2 separate regions of the Homo sapiens genome follow, and region 2 is linked to region 1. A link is an interaction called in ENCODE POLR2A ChIA-PET data of the cell type or tissue named here. Cell type or tissue: GM12878. All regions are shown on one strand. Each heading gives the region's core, and the rest is flanking DNA. Links, peaks and the distances in the headings are about the cores only.

What was found. ChIA-PET counts read pairs that join two places held together with the same protein. Peaks named below come from ENCODE experiments on the same cell type or tissue, not always from the same donor. Only the 100,000 strongest peaks of a DNase experiment are listed, where the experiment ranks them.
Region 2: POLR2A ChIA-PET joins it to region 1 with 5 read pairs; 2 of 35 experiments call an interaction of 5 or more read pairs at or near these places.

The regions. Positions count from the first base shown.
Region 1 is chr13:99,294,967-99,299,366 of GRCh38, forward strand. All of the region lies in intron 4 of UBAC2 (UBA domain containing 2), which reads left to right. It overlaps GPR183 (G protein-coupled receptor 183), which reads right to left. Exons shown (of 2, transcript NM_004951.5): 2 at 1-1,197. The coding sequence starts at 1,179. The coding sequence ends at 94. Among named protein-coding and RNA genes, the nearest start is that of GPR183, 10 kb to the right of the region's middle. In GM12878, for the core only: no CTCF peak of the experiment used is centred there; no DNase peak of the experiment used is centred there; H3K4me3 peaks cover 3,113 bases; H3K27ac peaks cover 3,464 bases.
Region 2 is chr13:99,230,133-99,234,532 of GRCh38, forward strand. The region is part of intron 1 of UBAC2 (UBA domain containing 2); the gene reads left to right. Among named protein-coding and RNA genes, the nearest start is that of GPR18, 26 kb to the right of the region's middle. In GM12878, for the core only: no CTCF peak of the experiment used is centred there; a DNase peak (open chromatin) is centred at 1,772.

The sequences.
Region 1 (4,400 bases), core at 112-4,111:
ATTGGAAGCTGAACAATTATTTTGCTTTATAAGGGAAGTCCTGCAAAGTTTGTCATACAGTTTACGTCACTATAAACCAAAATACAATCCATTTCACTTTCCATTTGAAGACTTGGAATGTATCATCATCTGCGTTTCTGTCATTTCACGTGAATTTTCTTCAGGGGCTGACTTCACAGCACTAGAAATCGATACACTGACTTGCCGTTTCAGCATCCTCATAACCTTTCTCTTATACCCTTTACATGCAAAGAAGTAGATAAAAGGGTCCATGCAGCAATTGAAGTTCATCAGGCATACTGTAAAGTGCAGAGAAATCTGGAACGAATGTCTTTGGCTACATTCCAGGAAATTAGAGAAACGAAGCTTCTTAATCATATGTTGAATAATTGCAACATGGTAAGGTGTGAAACAGAGAACAAACACAACAATAATAAGAATAATTGTGTTGAGAGCCTTTTTGTTTACACCAGATTTCTCAGTGAGTGGGTTTTGTTTGGCAGTTCTGAAGAGTTTGCAGCAGATCTGAGAATAGCAGATGAGAATGATTATAAGTGGAAGTACATATCCTATGAAACATGCCCCAAGCAGAATCCAGGGAAGAGATTTAGTTTCTTCAAAGTTTGGATACTCCATGCATGTAATCCTTTCAGCCTCCTGCTTTGACATAGGGTTGATGAGGAGTGGGAGTGTCTGAGCAAATACTAGAATCCAGACAAATATGCACACGCCTTTTGCATGTTCAATCCTTTTTATCTTGTTGTAGCGTAGAGGGTGCACCACAGCAATGAAGCGGTCAATACTCAGGCAGGTCATAAAGTTCACACCTGCATATGTGTTGATGTAAAACACTAGCGCAGTTATCCTACACAAGGCATCTCCGATTCTCCAGTCAAAGCCCATTGCATAGTAGGCTATTCGTGTAGGCAAAGCGGTGGTAAAAAGTATATCAGAAATCACCAAATTTGTTGAATAGAGGGTGGTAGAGTTGATTTTTTTCCTGTTTTGAACAATGACGACCAAGGCTAGTAAGTTTCCCACGAGCCCAATGATGAAGACGAGGCTGTAATGCAGAGGCATTACTATCCTGGCCGTGCTGTGATGTGCATAGAGGTCACAGTCATTTCCCTGAGGAGTTGCAGAGGGCGGAGTAAAATTGTTTGCCATTTGTATATCCATTGGTGGTGGTCCAGGTGTCTAGAAAAAAACCAAGAAGGATCATATAAGTAAAAGCATATGTATTCAGTTTGATTACTCATTAGTTTTAAAAAAGTTTAAATAATGTATCAAAGCAATCCAAACTGTCTTTTATATATCTAAGTTTTAAAATTTCATGACATGCAATTTTTAACAGTTTATAATTATAATATGGTTACATATATGATAACAGGAAGAACAGAATAAAATTTGTGTTTTTACTCTCACAATTTGCTGACTTTGGCAAAGCTCTGGCAAAGGAAACAGAACCATTTAAATAGGGCAAACGCACTTTTGTGACAGAAGGGAATGCACTAAATTTTTAGGCAGAAATTCCCCTTCCCTTTTTTGAATCATTGTCTGGTTAAGTAAAGCACCCCACATTTCAGACAGGCATTAAGCTTTGCTTTTAAATTTAATTTCAGTTGGATTTTTTTTTAACCAAATGCATATCACTGCCAGGAAATGAAATCAGTCACCACATTTATGTAGTGAAATATGAACTTACCACAGTGATCTGATTTGTGTTAACCTAAAAGTCTGAGAAATAGGCTTAGTCCATGTTAGGAACTGAAAGTTAGATTTTCTTTTTAAAAAGAAGAAGACGACGACCGCAACAACCATGACTAAAATGACAAAAAAAGAAGAAAGATAAAGAAAATGAGAGAGAAAAAGACTTAAGCTACTTCAAGGGGAAATTATTAAATTTTAAAACTCTATCAATCTGCAAGTACTCCATGGATCCATGCAATCTATACTTCTACCTTTGCACATAGTAGCAAGCATCACACTTTATATTTTGTTTCTTGCTTTATTCACCAAACATCTTCATGTCAGTGCAATGTATATATTTGTCGTGTATATTTTATATAAACATTTGATAGATATTCTACAGTCTTCCAATGTGTCAATGCATAATTTGCTTAGCTACTCCCTTGATGAACTTTTGGATTCTTTCCAATTCTTTTCTTGTTATAAATAATGTTAAAGCAGAAATTTTAAGTACTAAATTGAAAAATGGAAAACTCCTACAATAAAGTTCTGTAGATGAGGGTAAACTTTGATTAAAGCAGGAAGAACAGAGCAATAAATCCTGTGTGATTATTTTTAAAAGAAAAATAATTCCTCTGATAGAACTGTGTGTACATAAATCTCACCTGGAAGTCACCAAAATTAAGGGGCACTTTCAGCATATCTAGTGATGTTGCTACTGTATATTTAAAGAACTATACAGTATTTCCTTAAAGACTATCTCTACCCTGATCAAAAGCACTGTCTGCAAATCTGCTTCTCTCCCTGCTGTATTAAATGACTTGGATCTCAGCTAACTTCATTCTAACAACCTTAAAACTGAGATGTTCATAGACACTGAGGGTTAGCAGAGGATTGTGGTCATGTTATGTTAGAGGTATGCATTCTGTACAGTGTTGATAGGTTAGTCATTATAACCTAAATGGAAATAAAACCTAAAGCAAAAGAGAGCAAAAATGGAAATAAAACATTTTATTATCCAGAAAAGAGACAATGGGAAAAAAACAAAGAATGAGGATGGTAAGTAGAAAACACAAGAGGGTAGGGATGTGTCACAACAAACTTAAATGGGTTGAGCTTGCCTATTACAGGACAGAGACTATCGGTTTAGATTAAAAAAAAAAAAATTCCAGCTGTTTGCTGCTTAGAAGAGATACAGCTCAAAGTGATAAAGAAAGGTTGAGAATAAAGGCAAGAGAAAATACATACCAGGCAAATCCCAACCAATAAAAAGGTAGTATGGCAGTATTAACATCAGAAAAAATAGAATTCAAGGCAAATTCAATATTAATAGGAATACAGAGGGTCACTGCAAAGGTTAAAAAGAACAGTCTACAAAGAATATAAAAATAATCATGAAATTTGCATGTAACAGCAAAATTTGACGGAATTTGAAGGAGAAATTGGCAAATTCACAACCATGGTGGGAGATCTTAACACATTTCTATTATGATGTGCTAGATAGAAAAGAGATTAAAGACTTATTTACTCAACATGATTTAAAAGCTAACAGAACTTGTACTGAAGACACATGAGCATATATGCAAATTTGACCATGTGCTAGGTCACCAGAAGACTCAAAGCTTTCAGAAAATAGTTATTTTCTGATCACATTGCTTGACTACAGTGCAGCTAAATTATAAACCAATGATAAAAAGATAAAGGATAAGTTTGGAAATGAAAAAATACACTTCTAAGGAACTCATGGGTTAAAGAAGAAATCACAGTGGAAATTTCGAAATGCTTAGAACTAAATGATGAAAGTACTACCTGTGAAAACTGTGGGATGCAGATAAGGCAATCTGAGATAGATATAAAGCCTTGAATGCATTTATTTAAAAAAGGAAAGATTTAAAATATATGTTAAATATACAGTTCAAGAAGCTAGAAAAGAACTGTTTGTCCAAAGCAAGTGGAAGAAAACAATAGAGATAACTGCAGAAATTAATGAAATATAAAAGACAATAAATATCAGTTTTACATTTTGTGCAGGAAAAAAAATGGAGTGGTTCTTAAATAGAAAATCATAGGGATTTCATTGTGGAATAAAAGTAGAAAAAGATTTTTCCATTTAGTTGGGAAAGGCTTCATGTGAAAAGCAGCTTTTCAGGAACTAGGACTAGACACAAGAGAGAGGTGAAAATTCCAGGCAAGGGTTGCAGCTTTGGAATAGGCAACAATAACTTTTATTAATATTTTTCTAAGTTCTTTGAAAATGTATTTTTTTCTAAGTTCTTTGAAAATGTATTTTTTTCCAAAAATCTAAATGTATATTTTTGAGTATTTCTAAGCAGATTCATGGGAATTGCCTTTAAAATACATGGCAGGAAAAAAATACTTCACTGTAGAGTCTGCAAATCCTCCATATGAATAATTATTATTGTAGAAATTAGGAAAGTAACACTTATGTGACACTCAGAGGTGCCATTGCTTGCCAGTTTGTATACAAATGCGTGTCTGACTGCATCACCAAATAAGATGCAGCATCTAGCAGAGCCAGAGATTGCAGGAGTTTCAGAAAAAAGTTCAAGAATGTTTTACATAGTTTATAAACAGTTCAAATATCCTTCATTAGGGGATTAAATATTTTATGGCATAGCCATACAGTAGAATACAGGAATACAGCCATGCAGTGAATACAGTGCAGCTCTGAAAATGGCAACATGAAAATG
Region 2 (4,400 bases), core at 221-4,220, 65 kb before region 1:
TTCTCTAACAAATTATCACAAACGTGGTGGTTTAAAACAAAAGAAATATGGCCAGGCACAGTGGCTCATGCCTGTAATCATAGCACTTTGGGAGGCTGAGGTGGGCAGATTGCCTGATCTCAGGAGTTCGAGACCAGCCTGGGCAACATGGCAAAACCCTGTCTTTACTAAAAATACAAAAACATGAGCTGGGCATGGTGGCAAGCGCCTGTAGTCCCAGCTGCTTGGGAGGCTGAGGGACGAGAATTGCTTGAACCTGGGAGGCGTCAGAGGTTGCAGTGAGCTGAGATCACGCCACTGCACTCCAGCCTGGGCAACAGAGCAAGACTCTGTCTCCTCAATAAATAAATAAATAAAACAAAATAAATTTATTATCCTACAGTTTGGAGGCCAGAAGTCCAAAATGGATCTCACTGGGATAAAATCAAGGTGTCAGCAGGGCTGCATTTCTTTTGGAAGCTCTGAGAAGGAATCTGTTTCTTCGCCTTTTGTAGCTTTCTGAGGCAGCTCACATTTCTTGACTCATGACCCAATTTTATCTTCGAAGCCAAGGGTGACTGGTGGACTCTTTCTTACACATTGTCACTCTGAAACTTACTCTCCTGCCTCCCTCTTGCACTTAAAAGGACTCTTGTGGGCCGGTTGCAGCGGCTCACGCTTGTAATCCTAGCGCTTTGGGAGGCCGAGGCGGGTGGATCATGAGGTCAGGAGTCTGAGACCAGCCTGGCCAATATGGTGAAATCCCATTTCTAGTAAAAATACAAAAATTAGCTGGATGTGGTGGCACGTGCCTGTAGTCCCAGCTACTCAGGGGGCTGAGGCAGGAGAATCGCTAAACCCGGTAGGCGGAGGTTGCAGTGAGCTGAGATTGTGCCACTGTACTCCAGCCTGGGCGACAGAGGGAGACTCCGTCTCAAAAAAAAAAGGACTCTTGTGATTGCATAGAATCCAGCTGGATATCTTAGGTAGTCTCATCTCAAGGACATCTGATTAGCAACCTCAATTCTGTCTGCAACCTTAACTCCCCCTTGCTGTGTAACCCAACATAGTCACAGGTTCTGGGGATTAGGACGTGGACCTCCTTGGGGAGCCAGTATTCTATCACAGTCACCTTCCTGTTGATAAGTTCACCTTCACTGAGTTTCTCTAGCTGCCCACCTTGAATGGTGGCAGTGTCAACATTCCTGTGGTTTGATATTTCTTTTATAACCTGATAACATTTGATTCACATTTCACTTCCAGCACTATTACTTTTTGTTGCTTTGCTGTATACATTTTTTTTTTTTTTTTTTTTTTTTGAGATGGAGTTTCTCCCTGTCGTCCAGGCTGGAGTACAATGGTGTGATCTCGGCTCACTGCAGTCTCTGTCTCCTGGGTTCAAGTGAGTCTCCCACCTCAGCCTCCCGAGTAGCTGGGACTACAGGCGTGCCACCACGCCCAGCTACTTTTTATATTTTTAGTAGAGACGGGGTTTTGCCATGTTGACCAGGCTGGTCTCAAACTCCTGACCTTAAGTGATCTACCCGTCTCGGCCTCCCAAAGTGCTGGGATTATAGATGTGAGCCACCACGCCTGGCTCTCTTTTTGTATACTTTCATGTGTATTGACTAGTTCCCTCTTTTGATGATCTATTTTTGTAAAATGTCACATGAATTTATCATTGGAAGATGAGGCAACACAACTACATACTTTACTGTCTGTGCATGAATGGAATAACAGCTGCCCAGTGACCAGTCACTGACAGACTTAGAAAGAAGTGACATACATGATTGGTTGCTGATCATAATGCACGTCTTACTGACATAATGATCTATGTACTGAAGAGCTGGTGTTGTTTTACCAAATCATGGTAACTGAAGTCTGTGCCTATCAGAGCTATGCAGAAATGAGGAACTGCCAGTGTGTGTATTTTTGTACCATGTCTACATGTGTATTTATATAGGTTAATGTGTGTTACTTGTTTTTTAAAAAAGAAAATTGGGAGTTAAGCTAGAAACTATTAGAAGTGTGTATCTATGGGAGTGGGTTTGGGGGTATGGGATAGAGGGGATAAATAACTGAAGTGAAAGTAAACCTTTGTTTTTCCTGGTTTTGGTTTTTGAACAATGTAAATATTTAACATATTCAAAAATTTTAACTGAGAAAGGAGCAAACTTTAATATTGAATGTAAACAGAAATAAACAAATCTCTGTGTTATAACCACTAGGGAAAATAATTCTTTCAAGTAGCTTTTGAACACAAGACCCTGTCCATCCTTAGTTGAGAGATATAGATATATATATATATATTCACACACACATACTCTAAGGACCAAAAGAAAAAAAAAAATCTTCAAAGGTATCTTAAACTTCGCCCAGTGGGCTTAATAAGTAGTTTATTGTTTGTAATGATACTGATACTGTAATATTAAAATTTTATGTATAACCTAGGATAAAGCAAGCAGCTAACTATTAATATTTAAGAGAGAAACGACAGAAATGCAAAGTCCTTAGGAAAAAGCACTGTAGGCCAGGCATGGTGGCTCACAGCTGTAATCCCAGCACTTTGGGAGGCCGAGGCGGGCAGATCGCTTGAGCTCAGGAGTTCAAGACCAGCCTGGGCCACATGGCAAAACCCTGTCTCTACACACACAAAAAAACAAAAACAACGAAAAAAAAACCTGGCCGGTCATGGGGCCTTGCCCCTGTAATCCCAGCTACTTGGGAGGCTGAAGCAGGAGGATTGCTTGAGCCTAGGAGGTGGAGGTTGCAGTCAGCTGAGATCACGCCACTGCACTCTAGCCTGGGCAACACAAGGAGACCCTGTCTCAAAAAAAGAAAAGAAAAATAGCACTGTAGTGTTAAATTGTTAAATTTGAATTGGAAATATCATTATGAATCATGATTTCAAAAATATATTTTCTAGCTCTGATTACTGAAAGAGCTAGAAGCATTGGGACCCAGAAAATTACAGTGAGCACATCTAATGCCCAGATTTGGTTTCTTTTTTTTTTTTTCTGAGACGAAGTCTTACTCTGTTGCCCCAGCTGGAGTGCAGTGGCGTGATCTCGGCTCACTGCAACCTCCACTACCCGGGTTCAAGTGATTCTCCTGCCTCAGCCTCCCAAGTAGCTGGGACTGCAGGCACGCACCACCATGCCCAGCTAATTTTTGTATTTTTAGTAGAGACAGGGTTTCACTATGTTGGCCAGGCTGGTCTTGAACTCCTGACCTCATGATCTGCTCTCCTCGGTCTCCCAAAGTGCTGGGATTATAGGCATGAGCCACTGCACCCGGCCTCAGATTTGGTTTCTAAAGACCATTTCCCAACATTCCCTAACAGGGATCCTTAGAGAAATTCTAGGTCTTGGGCAGGGCGGGTATAGGTGAGCCTAAAGCAAGGAAGATGAGTGGGTAGGTGGAGCAGCCAGAGCAGGCGTTGAGGGCCCTGGTTGAAAGGCCGCAGGAGCTGGTCAGAGGGCTTCCACCTGGACCATCTGAACGTTGGAAAAAGAATGCAACTGATTGTGACACATTGACTAAGTAAAAATCCATGAGTGTAGAGTGATACCGAGATACAAGGAGAATGAAGACAGAAGGCCAGCTAAGAAATAGAAAAGTAATGACAGAATTATCAAAATTATCATTATGTAAACCCTAGTGTAAGTCTTAATTGTAAACTTTTTCACGGTAAAAGGATGGGAGAAAAAAAAAGGCAGTGTTTTTGGTTCCCGATGAAGCGTAAGTATTTCATTATTTGATGGAAATCTCAGCCATGTTTTTGTAACCAAATCTGCTGGTACCACTTGAGTTCTCAAGACTAGTCTTTTGATACTATGAATATTACAGGGTTATTATTTTATTATTATTATTATTCTTATTTTCAGTTGCAAGATTTAATAGAGTGAAAACAGAGCTCCCATACAAAGGGAGGTACAGGGTTATTATATAAAGTAATTATTTCCAAGGAAAGCATGTTATTTCAGCGGTTTTCCTAGATTGAGATGCACTTTATTTTTCTGAGTCTCCATCATGGGCCGGACATTGTGCTAGCCGTTTCTTTTTTTTTTTTTTTTTTTTTTTTTTTTTGAGATGGAGTCTCACTCTGTCGCCCAGGCTGGAGTGCAGTGGCACAATCTCGGCTCACTGCAACCACCACCTTCCAGGTTCAAGCGATTCAAGTGATTCTCCCGCCTCAGCTTCCCAAGTGGGATTATAGGCGCTTGCCACCACGCCCGGGTAATTTTTTTGTATTTTTAGTAGAGATGGGGTTTCGCCATGTTGGCCAGGCTGGTCTCAAACTCCTGACCTCAGGTGATCCGCCCGCCTCAGCCTCCCAAAGTGCTGGGATTACAGGCGTGAGCCACTGCGCCCTGCCTGTGCTAGCCATTTCTACATGCATTACCTCACTTCATTCTTAG